Linked DNA regions of Homo sapiens: region 2 is linked to region 1. Evidence: read pairs that join two places in POLR2A ChIA-PET (ENCODE). Cell type or tissue: PC-9. All regions are shown on one strand. Links, peaks and the distances in the headings refer to the core of each region. The heading gives the core; the rest is flanking DNA.

Region 1 (7,976 bases), core at 1,566-6,565:
AAGGTCTGGGGCCCACGCACTGACTCTCAGGGGAGCGATTGACGGCTTGTCGGTGGGGAGTAGGCGGCCCAGGCAGGCTGTGCTGGGAACGGTGAGCCCCCCAACTCCTCCAGGCCCCTCCCTCTCCTCCCAGGCCTGTCCCAGGCCTCTGAGTTAGGGTACCGGAGGGAGTCCCACAGGGACCCCATGGTGGCCCTGAGATGGCAGCAGCATTGTGAGCAGAGGTCAGCACTGGCCAAATGTCCTGCGAGCAGAGGAGTCTGGAGAAGGGGACGGGGCTCTCTCTGAAAAGACCAGAAGCCTGGAGAAGGGGATGTGGCTCTCTCTGAAGGCACCTGGGTCCCCTCAGCCTACCTGGGTCCCCTCCTCCCAGGGGCTGCCCCCTTTCCTCCCATCCCATGCTCAGTGGGAGTTGCTCCCAGGCCCCGGCTCTGGGGCTTGCTTGCCACGTCGTGGCTCCTACATCCTTTCCATGTCCTCTGCAGCCCCTCCAAGCCAGGCCCAGGATCCCCTAGACTCCTGTCCTGTAAAAATCGCCAAGTCTGGCCAGTAGTCATGGCTCGCGTCTGTAATCCCAGCACTTTGGGAGGCCGAGGCAGGCAGATCACTTGAGGTCAGGAGTTTGAGACCAGCGTGGCCAACATGGTGAAACCCTGTCTGTACTAAAACTACAAAAATTAGCCGGGCATGGTGGCAGATACCTGTAATCCCAGATACTCGGGTGGCTGAGGCAGGAGAATCGCTTGAACCCGGGAAGTGGTGGTTGCAGTGAGCCAAGATCACACCACTGTACTCCAGCCTGGGTGACAGAGTGAGACTCCAGCTCAAAAAAAATAATAATAAAATAAAAAAAATCACCAAATCCCTCACCCATGCCAGCCTCCCAGATGGGCTCCAGGTGGAGACAGAAACATGATATCCAGAGAGTGGCAGGGCTCGAGCAAGCTCACGTCCATTGGGACACCTTTAGCCAGGGAGATTCGGGCCCAGATGAACTGAGCTTATTCTCTTCGCTTCGCTGCCTTTCCCTTCCGGGCTGGGATGACTCAGTTTCTGGGGCCAGAATCTCAGTCCACTGAAGTCCGAAGGGCCTTGGGTGATGGTCCCAGCCAGTGGGGTCCAGAGATCCCTGGGGCTCTGAGTGGGGTGTGTCAGGGACTGTGACCAGGGGCTGAGGAGGCTCCATCTGGCTGCCTCAAAGTAACTCCAAGCTTCTCTGCCATGTATTTCCACTCCAGTCTGACTGCTGCTCATAGCAGAGATCAGGTACTGGCAGTGCCACCTCCCCGATCACATGGCAGGTCAGTGTCAGATCTGGGGACGTCCCCAGGCCCTTGTCTTTGCCCAGAGCTCTCCCCTGGCTTCTTTAGTGGGGTGGGAAAAGGAGCTACTGGTCTACCTGTAGCTGCCCTGACTGAGAGGGAGGAGGGAAGAATGGCAGGGGCTATGCTGGTAGCTGTGACGTAGGAGCCCTGGCTTGGCACTGAAGGAGGAGAGAAAGGAGCAGCCTCCACAGCTTGGCCAGGGTCCTGCCTGGGCCACCACCACTCCTTCCACCTGCCACAGGGCTGTTTCACAGCACCAAGGATACAGGCTCCGTGAGGTGACCTGACAGTCTTCAGGCAACGTCCACACCACAGAGCTGATATGGTTGACCCTTTAGTATGGGTGCTCTCCCTCTCAGTTTGGCCTAGGCTTTGGATGTTTGAGAGTCTCTTCTCCAACTAGAGTTAGATTGGAAGGAGAGCCACCCATCCACTCACCCACTTAACTTCTCATCCATCTCGCCATTCATCTTTCTAGCCTTCATTACAACCATCTTTGTAGCCATCCACATGTCCATCTGTTCATTGATCCATTCATTTACTTGTTTATCTATTCCTCTATCCAACTGTTAGTTATTCATTCAAAGCCCTTTCTAACCATCCATCTACATGTCCACCCACTCATTTATTCATCTTCCATCCACCGATTTACCTATTCATCCAGCCACCCATCCATCCATCCATCCATCCATCCATCCATCCAGTTACCCATCACTCCTTCAATCATCCATCCATTCTACCTATCTGTGTTTACCTTTCTAGTCCTCACGCATTCACTCATCCACCCATCCAACCATTTATCCATCATTCATCTACTCATCCACCTGTTAGTCCATGTACCAGTCTATCTGCTTATCGGTCATCATTCTAACCACCTATCCATCTATCCATCCTGCCATCTTCTCACCCCACTCATAAATGTGGCACTCTGTCCATCCATCTGCCCACCTGTCCCACTGTCCATTCACCTATCCATTCATTGATCCAGCCAAGCATCTATGGACAGATGCCACGAGGCTACCATTATTCATCGCAGAGCCCAGAGTAATGCTGTGTCTTGGATTATATGACTGCTCTTACTTGGTAGATGAAAACACTGAGATGAAATACAGGGGCAGCATACTTATTGGGAATAACTACTTAGGGTCAGAGAAACCTGAGTTCAAATCCTGACTCTATCATCCCATTAGCTCTGTGGCCTTGGATCAGTCATTTACTTCTCTGTGCCTCAGTTTCTTCCTGTGTAAAACAAGAATAGGAACATCTAGAATGTTATGGAAATTAAAGCTAAAACATGTATTATATTTCTTTACAACAAAATAAGTCTTTACTGAGTTTGGCTTTCTGGAGGAATGGTTGTTACAGGTGGGGCTGTGCCCATGGCTGGCTCCTGGAGACTCCTGGGCTCTGGCCCTGGCTGTGCAGATGGCCATTTGTCCTTCCTGTGCAGCTGACCAGTGCCAACAGCAGGGAGGTCTCTGGGGCCATCAGTGCCATCTGACGCTTGCTGCTCAGATATGGCCGTAGCCTGCAAGGCAAGTCTGGTCTCCCCCGCCCAGAGCTGGTGGCTGCAACCTGAGCCTGCAACCCAGAGGCCTTTGGCCCATGCTCCCAGGACGCAGAGTTTCCTTTGGCCCCTTCTGCCGGTGCACCCCCACCCAAGCCCAGCTCCTGGGCACAGGATGTGTGTGCACTTGGAGCAGAACAGAAATCAGAGCTGGAGGCCTCTGAGCTGCTGTCTCCCCGCCCACCAGGTAGGCCTGTCCCTTCCCCAGGGTAGGTAAATACAGGGTTCTATTTACGTGGCAACGCACGGGGCAGCCAGCGGTGGCAGGTCGGTGGCTTATGCAATGGCAGCGTGGCGCTTGGCAGCTCTGGGGTGCCGTGGGAAAGGGAGGTCTCCCTCATGATGTGACTTGTACCCTAGTCCCGCCCTTGGGGGTGACACCCCGTTTGGACCTGGTTGCCCCAGACAGCCCAGGCAGGCAAGAACACCTGGGCGCAAGGCCTCCCCTGTTGCTTGTCGGCTGGGCTCCAGCCCTTCCTGCAGGACTTTGGGGAGATACGTATTATCAGTTGCAGCATCCACAGGGACCTCCACCTCTAAGAACTCACCAGGTGCCAACACAGCTTCCACGCTTTGTCTCACTTCACCCTCCCTTTGTAGACGGGGAGACACAGAGAAGGGTCTCAGTGTGCATGGTCTCACTCTGCAACCATGCTCTAGGGCTGAAGCCACTGCTCTGGGCCAATTGTCCTCAGCCTGGCCAGGGCTCTGCCTGGGTGCGCCATGGCTTTCCCAAGTCCCCTCCTCCTGGAGGATAGTGGGGCAGCCGAATGCCAGGCAGCAAAGGACCCTCTCCCCACTTTCGCCATCCCAAGGCTCTAGCGGCTAAAAACATCCCCCACCCTGAACTGCTCTGCCAGCTTGAGGCTACCCCCTCTGGAAAGCCCTCCCTGACCTCCAAGTCCCAAGGTTGAGGCTCCCATGAGACCCTGAGCCCACCTCTCTGGACTTCAGTCTCCTCTCTGCCACAGGAGAATAATGGCTTTGAACTTGGAGCCGTCTCGCGGGTGAAAGGAGAAAATCATTGCAAAACTGCTCAGTATCCCACAGGCAGGAAGGGCTCAGCACCCGAAGTGTTCAAGCTATGTCCTGTGGCAGGTGGATGCTTCTACATCACCCGTCCTTGTCAGAAAGCCCTTCTGCAGGCAGCAGCTGCATCTTGCTTCCCTTTGGTCCCTTTCTTGATGCAGGTCCACTACTGTGGAGAGAAGGGAAAAGCCACTGGGCACCAGGTGGGTGGATGGGTGGACAATTGGAAGAATATTTGGACACGTGATCTGATGGCAGGAATTGAGGAAGGAGGGAGGGAAGGAGGACAGCAAGGCAGGGAAGGGAGAGGAGAAGAGAAAGCACCAGCCTTATAGCTCGGTCTACCCTGCAGTCCCTGGAGCCAGTCTGGGGCTATCCCAGCTCACCACACAGTTGCTGCCTGGCTACCCCTCTCTGTGTCTAGTTTTAATTTTTCATCTATCAAAGGGAACATAGCTGAACTAGCCCACTCTGTAGTGCCCTTGTGAGGATTAAACAAAGGAATCATGCAAGAGGACTGTCATGGTACAAGGCTCTCAGTAAGTGACACTTGAGTGTCCTTCCTCCCCAAGCAAGCCGGCTCCAGTTCCCAGCAAGGCCAGGTAGCTGCACGGCCATTCCTGCACTGGGCGTTCCCCCTGCCCGCCTCCCACGCTAGCCCTCCCCACTTGCTTGTTAAAATCCCCTGGATCAGTGCCTCTCCCAGGTATGTCCTGGTTATGTAATCACCGCCCGAGCAGTTACACACCAACTTGAGCTCTTTGCTGGCTCCTGTTTACTCTTTGGCTCAGGGGAGAGTTCCATTCAGAAGAAATTGCTATTGCTTCTCAGCCTTCCCATGGGAAAGCAGCATTAGGGAGGGGTTCAGTGAGCCAGCAGGAGTGGGGGGAGTGGAGGCAGGGGAGGAGTGGGGGGAGCAGGCCCTCACACAGCTCAGGGCTTGCTCCATACGCACAGCTTGCCAGCTACTTTATCTCTTTAAAAACAAAAGTCTCAAATAATTTTTTCACATGACCTCATTTTCTGATATACCTGAATATGGTTAAGAGAAAGGTGGACGATGACCTCATCCCATTCCCTATTCATGACTTGTTACCGTGTTTTGTTGCCCTTGCATTCATTCATGTGTGTTTGCATGCATCTATATACACATCCATCAATCCATCTAGTCACCCATTGATCCATTCATCTATTCATCCATCTATCCATACATTTATCCATCCATCTAGCCATCCACCTACATATTTATCCATCCACCCACATCTCCATCCATCTATCCATCCATCCATCCATCCACCCACCTATACACTCATCCATCCACCCATCCATGTACACATCCATCCATCCATCCATCCATCCATCCATCCATCCATCCATCCAACCATCCATGTATCAATCCATTTATCCATCTATCTATCCATCCACCTATGCACCAACTCATCTACTCATCCATACACACACCCACCCATCTACCCATCCATACACATACCCACCCACCCCTTCCTCCCTTCCATCACATAACATTTGTTGAGTTAATAGTAAAAGAAATAGTGGACTGGGTGTCCTATGACCTGATTTCCATTCTCAGTGCAACCCTTGTGCTGAGGCCAAGTTTGGGAGGGACATCTACCCAGGTCTGAGTCTCAGATATGCCATTTTCTCTTTTGTTCTTGGCCAAACTCTTTCCCTCTTTGAACCTCAGTATCCTCATCTGCAAAACAGGGCGATAAGGATTCTTGTCTTATTATTGGAAGGACATAAAAATAATGTAGACTTGGGAGTTCCTGGAATCATGTGAGCCTCCCGTGGGGACTCTTCAGGTCCTGTGCTTTCGGTGGAGGTGCTAAGATGGTGCAAGAGGAAGCCCTTGCTTTGGAGCTTCCTGTGCAGTGGAGCAGAGGAAGAACCAGCCAGGACTGGTGGGGTCTGTGTTGGATGGAGGTGGAGAAGACTGAGGGGCCTAGGCCACAGAGGGGCACAGCCTCAGGATAGGTCTTGGTGGCCATGGTTGGAGGATTAGATTCAGGCTTTCAAGCAAGGTAGATAATGGCTGCATTGGTATTTTGGAAGGACCCCTCTGTCTGCTGTGGAAGAAAACTAGTAAAGAGACTTGCAGTTGCCTGACTAGACCATGAGACTGAAGAGTAGGGGGTGACACTAAACTTCACAGACACTTTTCCTCCTGAATGCTGAAACTGTGCAGGCACCAGAATCACTGATTTAGGTCTCAGGTGACCCAGATCACACTGGATCTCTGGTCCTTCTGTAATATGGCATTTGTGCCTTATCTTCCCAGCCTGCGTCCCTGGCAGACATTGCTAATCAATTGCAGCTCTCTTTCCCCAGAGCCTAAAACTGTGTGGTCTAGTACAGTAGACACTAGCCATCATTTAAATATGGCTCTTTAAATCTAAATCAATTAAAATTAAATAAAATTAACAATTCAGTTGCTCAATTGCCAGAGTCACATCGTTTCGGTCTTTCTTTTTTAAATTTAGAGATAGGGTCTCACCCTGTCACCCAGGCTGGATTGCAGTGGTGCAATCATTATAGCTCATTGTAACACTGAACTTCTGGGCTCAGGCGACCCTCCAGCTTCTGCCTCTCAAGTAGCCCAGACTAGAGGTGGGCATCACCAAGAACAGATAATTGTTTATTTTTTGTAGAGTTGGGGTCTCACTATGTTGCTCAGGCTGGTCTTGAACCCCTGGTCTGAAGCTATCCTCCCACCTCAGCCCCCTGAGTAGCTGGGGCCACAGATGTGAGCTACCGTGCCCAGCCTACAGCCACATTTCAAGTGCTACTATAGCTATTGGGTACCAGATGGGACGGAGCAGGTACAGAGCATTTCTATTGTCAGAAGAGTTCTGTTGGTCTGTGCTGACCTCAGCCAGGTCCCATAGCCAATTCTGGGTCAGTGAGGAGCTGGGAAGCATAATAAGCAGCCTCTGCGCCTCTCTGGGCTAAGCAGTGGTGAATTTAGCCCAACTTGATGCCCCCCATGCTCATATCTCATGGCAGTTTTTCTTTCTACCTGAATTTTGCACGTAAAATCAGACTTAAAAAAGCAAAGTCCTTCTGGGCTGACCCTTCTCAAGTTCACTTTCTTTTTTTCTCTCAAGAAAAAAATTTTTAAAAAAAGGAAGTAGGAAAAGCCCAGCTTTGCCATGGGCCATAGATGTCACTGCAAGTGTCATTTCAGTCCTGAGCTCACCTGGCCTCTCCAGCCTCCGGAGGCTGCATGCTTCTGTTTTTACGTCTATTTTTAGTGCCCCTGGGTGAATGTCATTGCCGCCAGAGGCTGACATTTCATACTGTGGGAATCTTGACCTGCTGCTGTTCCGTTGTCAGTTGAATCTGCTTTGTTATGCCCCAGAAGGAAAGAACAATGATCATTAATAATCGGCAACTTCTGGAAAATCGGAAATGGAACCTCTGTGATCCGAGGCTGCCCTTAACCCCAGCTGTGCTGCCTGCAGCGAGCACCACATGGCTGGTCTCCAGAAGGCTCCACAGTTGCCAGAAGGTTACACCCTGGGGCTGCCAGCCGGTTGATGCAGGGCAGGTGGGCAGTAGGCAGTGGGCTGGGAGAGGGCAGACCTTGACCCTCAGTCATGTGACTGGGGTGGAGGAGGCTGAGGCAGAGTGACAAGAACTTGGTGAGGAAAGTGTCCAACTGCATAGAGACTTGCGGCCCACCTCCAGAGACCAGCACAGGGGACACCCTCCGGGGGCAGGGTAGAGGACAGGTGGGAGGAGGGGAAGGTGCCCTGTTCTGGATGGGTGGGTGGGGGTCTCACCTGGGCTGGGGAGTTCGATTCAGCCAAGTGTCTGAGCCCCTGACCCTGGGTTGGGTTCCGTGCTGGGTATTGTGGGGCACAAAGGGGAATGAGAACCGGGTAAGTGGTGGGAATTAGTGGGACCCTGGAGGAGCCCTAGCCAGCTGCTGGCTCATGGGTGGGGACTCACGGCTGCAAAGCCTCACACCTGCTGGCAGGGAAGACATTGTGGGTTCCCCCAGCACAGACGACTCCTTCAACCCCTTTGGGAGTGTG
Region 2 (7,976 bases), core at 1,195-6,194, 790 kb after region 1:
TTCATAGTCTGGGACAAAGGACTTAAAAAATATGTGGTTGAGAGTGGCTCTGAGCCCAGCCAGGTACAGGGAGCAGGGGGACCTGAGGCTGCTTGGCTGGGCAAGGCAAGAATGCAGGGAGCTTTTTAAGACGGCTGACTCTGTAGCTCTGATTTTTTTTTCTTATGAAGGAGCAATCCTGTTTGGCTCCAAGCCTAGGGATGGGGCTGGCTCTGTGGAGCAGGTTGCCTTTGAGCCGGGTGGGGCTGCCCCAGGAGTCATCGGCTGCCTCTGGAGGTGGCGAGGTTTCCATCACAGCGGTTGGGGTCTCCTGGATTCAACCATCATTAGAGGAGGCTTTGCATATTGCCGGGGTTGTGCCAGATACCTGGGGGCCTTGACTAAAATGTGTTTCCTGGGCACTACCCCCAGCTCGCTGAATCCAGGAGCAGCCCCGGGATCATTGTGACCTCACAGTTCAGACAGCATCGGTCCCCTGTGGGGGCCACCTTTCCAGCCCCTCCTCCCAGCAGAGGATCCCAGTGCCCTCCTGGCCTGAAGGCCCTGCAGGCCTGGCCTTCCCAACTTCCTCTCTGCCCTTGTCCCCCGTCGTCCCTCTAGTTGGCCTGGCCCTCCCAACTTCCTCTCTGCCCTTGTCCCCCGTCGTCCCCCTAGTTGGCCTGGCCCTCCCAACCTCCTCTCTGCCCTTGTCCCCCGTCGTCCCCCTAGCTGGAGGGTGCCCCAGCCTGGCTGACCTCAGTTCTTGTCCCCAGCACACACAACTCTTCCCAGCCTCAAGGCCTTCACCTGGCTGTGCCGCTGCCTGCAATGTTCCTCCCCAGTCTTGTCAGGGCTGGCTCCTGGGGAGAAGATCTCTGCTCAGATGTCACTTCCCCGGAAGGGCCTTCCACGGCCACCCACGTCGTGTCTCCCCACGCCTGCCCCCACACTCGCTAGCCCGCCGTCCCCTCTTCCTGCTTCCGTCCTCCACAGCAGTCATCACCATCTGATATTCCTGTGTATGCATCGGTTTGCCTTTCTGGCTCCTGGTTTTGCTCTGCCTCCCCGCTGGAAGGTAAGCTCTGTGGGAGTAGAGCAGGGACTTGTTTGCATTGTTTATTCCGTGACCCAGCCCCGGTTCTGTGTCTGGCACATAGAAGTGTCGCTGAATGAATGAATGAATGAATGTCCATTGTGTGAATGAAAGAGTGACAGGTTTGGAGGTCACTGGAGCAGATGGCCAAGTCTGTGACAGCTGTGATAATAAACAGTGATTACAAGCAGGGGGTCAGATGCCGAGCTGCCCTCGTGGGCACTAAGGGTCCCAGGCCCTGAGCTTGCATTCCCAAGGGACCCCATGCTTGGTGTTTGGGGCCCACTCTTAACATCTCAACAGCCTGTCTTCTTATTGGGACTGAGTTGGAAACAGGGGTCCCAGAGCCCACATGACTTGTCCAAAGACACCCTGCAGGGTTGCAGGGACAGAGGGGGAGGAGGCCTGTGCCTGGCACCCATCATCAGTCTCTAGAAAGTTCCATTCTGATAGATGAGTCAGCCATGCCCAACAGTCTCCTGGGACAATCACCCCCACAAACATTTGCCAAATGTCTGCAATGTGTTGAGGGCACATGGAGTCCTCCTCTCCTTGGTGATTTGGTGGCGGGGGCGGGGTGGGTGGCAGCCCTGACTTTGGCCTCCCTGAATGACGGCACAGCAGAGACGTCTGGTCTCCCGTGGAGATTAGACCCCCTTCAGCGGCAGGGATGCTGCCAGCTCCATCACCGTAACTCCACGGTGGAGCAAAGCACCCCGGAGGCTGTCCTGGCACAACCTGACCACAGTCATAGACCAGTCAGCCCCAGGAGGGACACTCTGCCCCGGCCTGGTTGCTGCCAGCCAGGCCCATGGATGCTGCTAGTCCAGCCAAGGAAGTGCCTGTCCCCACTCCCAGGCCCATGCAAAGGGGCCCAAAACAAACTTGAAAAAGCAGCCCCCCAGCGGGGAGGCCAGTCTGTCCGGGGTGTCCAGGGATCATGACCGGCACTGCTGTTTTCCTAACTCATGTGACCAAAAATCCTTTTATTTGTATAAAAATGGAGCCTGGTTGTCTAAGTCTTCCCAAAGTTTCCTTATATCAAGCAGTCATGAAGGGCCCCCCACAGAGCAAGGTCTGTACTGGCCACCATGAGAAACTGCTGTTCCCACCTTCCAGCCATGTCCAAACCCCTCTACCCCGTGGGGCTTAACCACCTCTGAGCATCCCACCTGCCGTGTCATTTGCTTCTGTTTTGTCGATGGTCTGCCTGCCCCTCCCTCGCTGGACAGCAGCTCCAAGGGGACAAGGAATCGTGGGTGTTTTTTTTTTTTTTTTTTTTTTGAGACGGAGTCTCCCTCTGGTGCCCAGGCTGGAGTGCAGTGGCGCAATCTCCGCTCACTGCAACCTCCACCCCCTAGGTTTAAGCAATTGTCCTGCCTCAGTCTCCCGAATAGCTTGGATTACAGGCGCCTGCCATCATGCCTGGCTAATTTTTGTATTTTTAGTAGAGATGGGGTTTCACCATGTTGGCCAGGCTGGTCTTGAACTCCCGACCTCAAGTGATCCGTCTGCCTCAGCCTCCCAAAGAGTTGGGATTACAGGCATGAGCCGCCGCACCCGGCCTGTGCGTGTTTTGCTGGCTGCTTCTTCCCCAGTGCCCGGCAACCTTGAGAAGATGCTCACAGGCACCCGGTGGATGCACAGGCAGCCCCAAGGCCCTTCCCAGCCTTCCCGTCCCTCCAGACCTCCCGACCCCCTGCCCCGGCTTGGGCAGTCGACCCCTCCTTTTCATCTTCCTAGTTACCAGTGACCGTTTAGGATTCAGCTGAGAAGCCACTCCCTGTGCAAAGTCTTCCGGAATTGACCATGACCTTTCCTCCCCTGGTCCTTCAGCATTTTTCTGTGGCTGTCAGATTTCTGACTTCCTGGCAGACTATCAGCCTCACACCTGCGGGTCTGTGCCCTGGGCTCACAGCTTAACACGTAGAAGGACCTTAATAAATAGGCTGATTGCCCCTGTGGAGGGGACACGCTCCTGCCAGAAAAACCCAGCCCACCTCCTCCCTGGACAGGAGCCCTCGTATTGGAGAAGGCGGGGCTCTCAATGGGGCTTTTGTGGTGGGTGGCAGTGGCCTCAGCAGCTTTCCCCAGCAGCTCCACCAGCTGGAAAATGTTAAGACAACAACTCCATCCTTGCCCCTAGGGAGAACCTGTTTGTTTAGATTCCACAGCCTCCTGTTAAGAGGCAAGTGTCCGTGCAGGGGTTGGTTGAATCGGGTAAAAATTGACCTGTGGGTAAACTCTTCATTGTCCTCCACTAGGCGGGTGCTAGAATCTGTGGACACCGACAAAGGACATTAGCTCATTTGTTCATCCTTTCAAAGGATACTTTGCATACCTACTGTGTGCCAGGCTCCGCTGGGTCCTGAGAATACAGAGAAAACAAAAAACAAAGGTCCCTGCTTTCCTGGTGCAGGGAGAATAATAAGTTGTCAGATAACAGATGCGGGGAAGCAGTGGAAGGGGCTGGGAGTGGGGCCAGGGCAGACCCTGGAAAGGTGGTTTCTTAGCAGAAGGCTTGGAGACGTGAGCCAGGAGGGAAGGAGGGTCACAGCTCCCAGGAAACATGAAGTCCAGCCCAAGAGAATACAATTAACTCCTGGGAGGAGGAGGCCATTAGCCTATGTCTGCTCCATGGTAAGGGGCTCTCTCGCTGGCACGCCCCCTACTCTTTCCCTAGCCCACTCCTCCAACTGTTCTGAAGTGGTGGGAAGGCGGGTAGGGGCAGTCCCAGTGGTCATCTAAGGGAAAACTGTCCCCCTCTGTTTGGTCCCCAAGCTAAACAAGGCTGTGACAGGCAGCAGTAGGGAAGGAAGGCTGTTACCATGCTCTCTGCAAGCTGATGGTCCCCAATGTCACCAGCCGCTGCAGACTCATCCAGCTCCAAGGACCAGGGGGGCCCAGGCCCATGTATTTTCTTAGGTGCATCTACAAAGGCTGGGCTTCATGCCTCAGGACCTCCTTGATGAAAGAATATCCCCCTCCACAGGGTCCCCCTGCCTTGTGAAACAAGCCATATGAATCCACTCACAGAGGGCCCGGGGCCATCTCTGAGCATGGGCTGGGGGTTCTTTGCTTTTACCCTGGTTTCCTTTGGGAAAGAATTGGAAGCCCCACCATCCTCCCTGACCAAGGAAAGGGTCCGCTTTCTCTTCTGAGATGTGGCTTGAAGGAACCAGGGAGTGTGTTCTGCAGAGAGATCCAGAAGGAACCTGTGGCTTTGAAAGAGTCCCTCTAAGGTTGGAGGAAAGACTTCTCCATCAAACTGGAAGGAAACAGGAACAGAGGAGTGGACGGCCAAGCACGTCTCAAGGTGCTTGAGCTGAGAGTCAAATAGTGGAGTGAAAATTGACGAATAAACTCCTTCCGATGGGTTTAAGGGAAAACAGCCCCACTCTGTTTGGTCCCCAAGCTAAACAGATTTGAGATCTGTTTAACACAGAGGATCTGGGCTGTGATGAGCTTAAAGGGGGAGGAGGACACTTGATTTTTCAGAAAGCCTGATTTCAGACGTAATCGTTCATGTTTAAGAAGCAGGGATGCTGACTTGATTTTCCAGAAAGCCTGATTTCAGATGTAATCATTCCTGCTTAAGAGGCAGGGACACTGAGTCTTGGGAACAGCTTTTGGAAAACGATAATCTACGTTAGAGGCGGGGCAGGCAGCCCTGTGGCCCCTGGGCTCTATATGACTATGTGTCTTGGAGGATCTGGGCTGTGATGAGCTTAAAAATCTTAAATATCTGTATTCAGGAAGAGCTTCTGGATGGACACTAGAACCACTGATTATGCATGCCATTGGGGAGGAGATCCCATGTCGGGTCCATTTTTAACCCTTTGGGGATGAGTTGTCGTATGTGTATGCATGCAAGGATGTGCATGCATGTACTTACTAACCCTATATGACACGGATCTTTGGATTTTGTCTACATAAGCGAAGGGATTGAAATGACTTAATTAATTTGCTGTTGGCCATTAATGCATTTTGCAAAGACAGGCAGCCACTGTCTGTCACAGAGGCCACTCTGTCTCATGCTCTCTCTTCCTTATGTTTTAAGAGTCAATGCCTTGGGGCTCAACTTTGTTGGATAGCTGGTTCAATTCTGTGCATTTTTCTAGGTCTCTGTGGCTCACGTCATTTTCAGCATGAAAATGAGCGATCAAATTATGACAAAATCACCTGGAGCCGCCATTCTAGCCAAGGAGGGTGAGGGGAGGCAGAGGGAAAACAAGATGATGAAGCGAACTCCTCTGCAGATAAGGGGTGGCGGATTCTATGGAGAAATACAAAGTCAGGAAGGGATTTGAGGAGGTAGAGGTATAAGAGAATGAGTGAATGAGGCTGGGCACAGTGGCTCACACTAATCCCAGCACTTTGGGAGGCCAAGGTGGGCGGGTCACCTGAGGTCAGGAGTTCAAGACCAGCCTGACCAACATGGTGAAACCCGGTCTCTACTAATAATATAAAAGTTAGTCATGACGGGTGCCTGTAATCCCAGCTACTTGGAAGGCTGAGACAGGAGAATTTCTTGAATCCAGAAGGCAGAGGTTGCAGTGAGCCAAGATCATGCCAATGCGCTCCAGCCTGGGCGACAGAGTGAAACTCCAAGTGAATAAATGAATTGTGAGTGCATGGTGAGTGGGTAAGTAAGTGGGGAATGGGGTGAGCCAATGGGCGAGTGAGCAGGTGGATGAGTGGACAAACACTTGAGCGAATGAATGAGTATGTAGCTGAATGAACCCCTCACTCTACCAGAAAAGCCAGGGGAAGGGGCCTGAGCATCTCCTTCAGGGGTACCTGCCAAGGCGGAGTCCTGGAACCCCTGCCCAGAACTGCTCGTGGAGGGCATCTGCGTTAGTCCCCTGCTCCCCAGCGCTGCCAGCCCCTGCCTCAGATCTCTTACCCAACCGCATCGCTTCCACTTGGCAAGGTAGATGGCCCATGTACTGGGAGTACTACATGGTAGGATCCCTGGGAGGGTGCCCCTGGGTGTCCTCCTGGATCTCTTTCTGGTGTGAAATAGGGCGCTCTCTTGGCTTCTTCAGTTGAACACCTGTGTGACCAGCTCTGTCATCAGATATGTTTTGTAATTAAAGGCTACTCTGTCCTAATATTTCGGGAATGTGCTGTGATTGGCCTTTAGGCAAAGGTGGGTTTCTCTACATGTGTGCTGTACAGAGAAAAAGCTGTTCAACTATTTTTCCTTAAATAGTAAAAGGGTCCAATATGAGCCCACAGGTTACAAAGTGTGTCAGTGCCTTAAATAATATCACCCTTTCCCTACCTATCAACCTATTTCATGTCACTGCAGAAATCTTACAAAACAGAGGAAATGACAAAGCAGAAAATAAAAGCCATCCAATATAATTTTCCTTAAATAATAGGAAAAGGCTCTGTAGCTAAGCAGTCCAGCCTGGTCGCTCCTTCCCACATGTGACTTTGAGCCCTAGAAACGTGGCTTTTCTGAAATAAGATATGCCGTAAAGTAAAATTCACATACCAGATTTCAAATATGTAGTTGGAAAAAAGAGAATGGCCAAGGTCTGATTAATAACTTTTTTTTTTTTAATTTTTTTTGAGACAGGGTCTCGCTCTGTCACCCAGGCTGAAGTGCATTGGTGCAATCATAGCTCGCTGCAGCCTCAAACTTCTGGGCTTAAGCAATCCTCCCACCTGAATTTCCCAAGTAGCTGGGATTATAGGCACGCACCACCATGCCTGGCTAATTTTTTTTTTCTTTTTTAGAAATGGGATCTGACTGTGTTGTCCAGGCTGGTCTCTGACTCCTAGCCTCAAGTGATCCTCCACTTCAGCCTCCCAAAGTGCTGGGATTACAAGTGTGAGCCACCATGCCTGGCCAGGAACTTTTATACTGAGGACATGTTGAGATGATATTCTTTATATAACAGGTCACATAACATAGATTATTGATTTCCCCTGATTATTTTTACTCTTGTTAGCGTGGATAGTAGAATATCTCAATGACACACACTCCGCAGGGCCCAGTAACGCACACCTTTATTGTACAGAAACGTTGCATCAGGAGGACGAGGTCTTCGGCGCCAAACCCAGAGGGCCTTGAAGGTTCTGATTCCCCAGCGCAGGGTTGGGACAATTCCTCCACTGCTGGTGATGCTCCTGGCTCATGTTCCCATTCATTTCTCCCACAGACGTGAGGCCCGGAGTGTACAGCCAATGGTTGTCACACACAGTATCCCCCCAAGAGAAACCTGCAGCCCAGCAGCTCGGCTGCAGTACAGAGACCCCCAACCTGGCAGAGGCCTTGACACAAAACAGTTTTGCACCAAATGATGCATACGTGAAGGCACAATGAAGTGAACAGCAAGCGTTCAAGGAAAAGGCCTTGCATGGCATAACAAAATTCTGGAACATCTTTTATTCCAACCACAGGGTTTTGCAGGAAAGCGTCAGGATTTCCTATAAAGATAACTGAGCCTCACAGTCGGCCCAGGAGGTGTGGCTTCCTTGACTTTGGGGAGGGGAGGGTGTGATGAGGCCCCAGAGGATTCGCCCCAGAGTCAGAGGCTTGCTGCAGCCAGTGCCTGTAACGTTAGGATCCATCTCAGGCATTAGACTTCGGTCTTTAGGGAAATCAGGGGCTTGGGCCGGTCACCAACACCAGGGGAGGGATGCAACTTTGGTGCACTCACGCCCGGCGTACACCCCGTGGAAGGTACAGGGATGAGTCTGTGGCTGAGAGCGGCTCTCATGGGGTTCTTGTACTCTCAACAGTGCAGGGGTGCCAACCTATGTCCCAGCTCCACGGTCTTGGGACCTCAAGTCACCTTCAGCCCCTCAGGCCAGAGGACAGGAGGACCAGGACCTGTCCTTCTCTATCAGAAGCTGTATCATGTCTAGGGAGAAAATACATAATCAGGAC

The links. ChIA-PET counts read pairs that join two places held together with the same protein. Peaks named below come from ENCODE experiments on the same cell type or tissue, not always from the same donor. Only the 100,000 strongest peaks of a DNase experiment are listed, where the experiment ranks them.
Region 2: POLR2A ChIA-PET joins it to region 1 with 9 read pairs; 1 of 35 experiments calls an interaction of 5 or more read pairs at or near these places.

The regions. Positions count from the first base shown.
Region 1 is chr11:69,270,132-69,278,107 of GRCh38, forward strand. No RefSeq gene overlaps it. Among named protein-coding and RNA genes, the nearest start is that of MYEOV, 20 kb to the right of the region's middle. In PC-9, for the core only: no CTCF peak of the experiment used is centred there; a DNase peak (open chromatin) is centred at 4,670; H3K27ac peaks cover 3,095 bases.
Region 2 is chr11:70,064,990-70,072,965 of GRCh38, forward strand. LOC105369371 (a long non-coding RNA gene) reads left to right here and starts at 5,670. Exons shown (of 2, transcript XR_007062760.1): 1 at 5,670-5,709; 2 at 5,831-6,188. It overlaps LINC02753 (long intergenic non-protein coding RNA 2753), which reads right to left and starts at 382. Exons shown (of 2, transcript NR_120529.1): 1 at 1-382. LINC02584 (long intergenic non-protein coding RNA 2584) reads right to left here. Exons shown (of 3, transcript NR_103835.1): 3 at 7,445-7,950. It also overlaps a transcript of ANO1 not described here. RefSeq lists a silencer at 7,171-7,348 and an enhancer at 7,893-7,976. In PC-9, for the core only: CTCF peaks have their summits at 3,148 (motif pointing left) and 3,348; a DNase peak (open chromatin) is centred at 3,222; H3K4me3 peaks cover 1,115 bases; H3K27ac peaks cover 4,609 bases.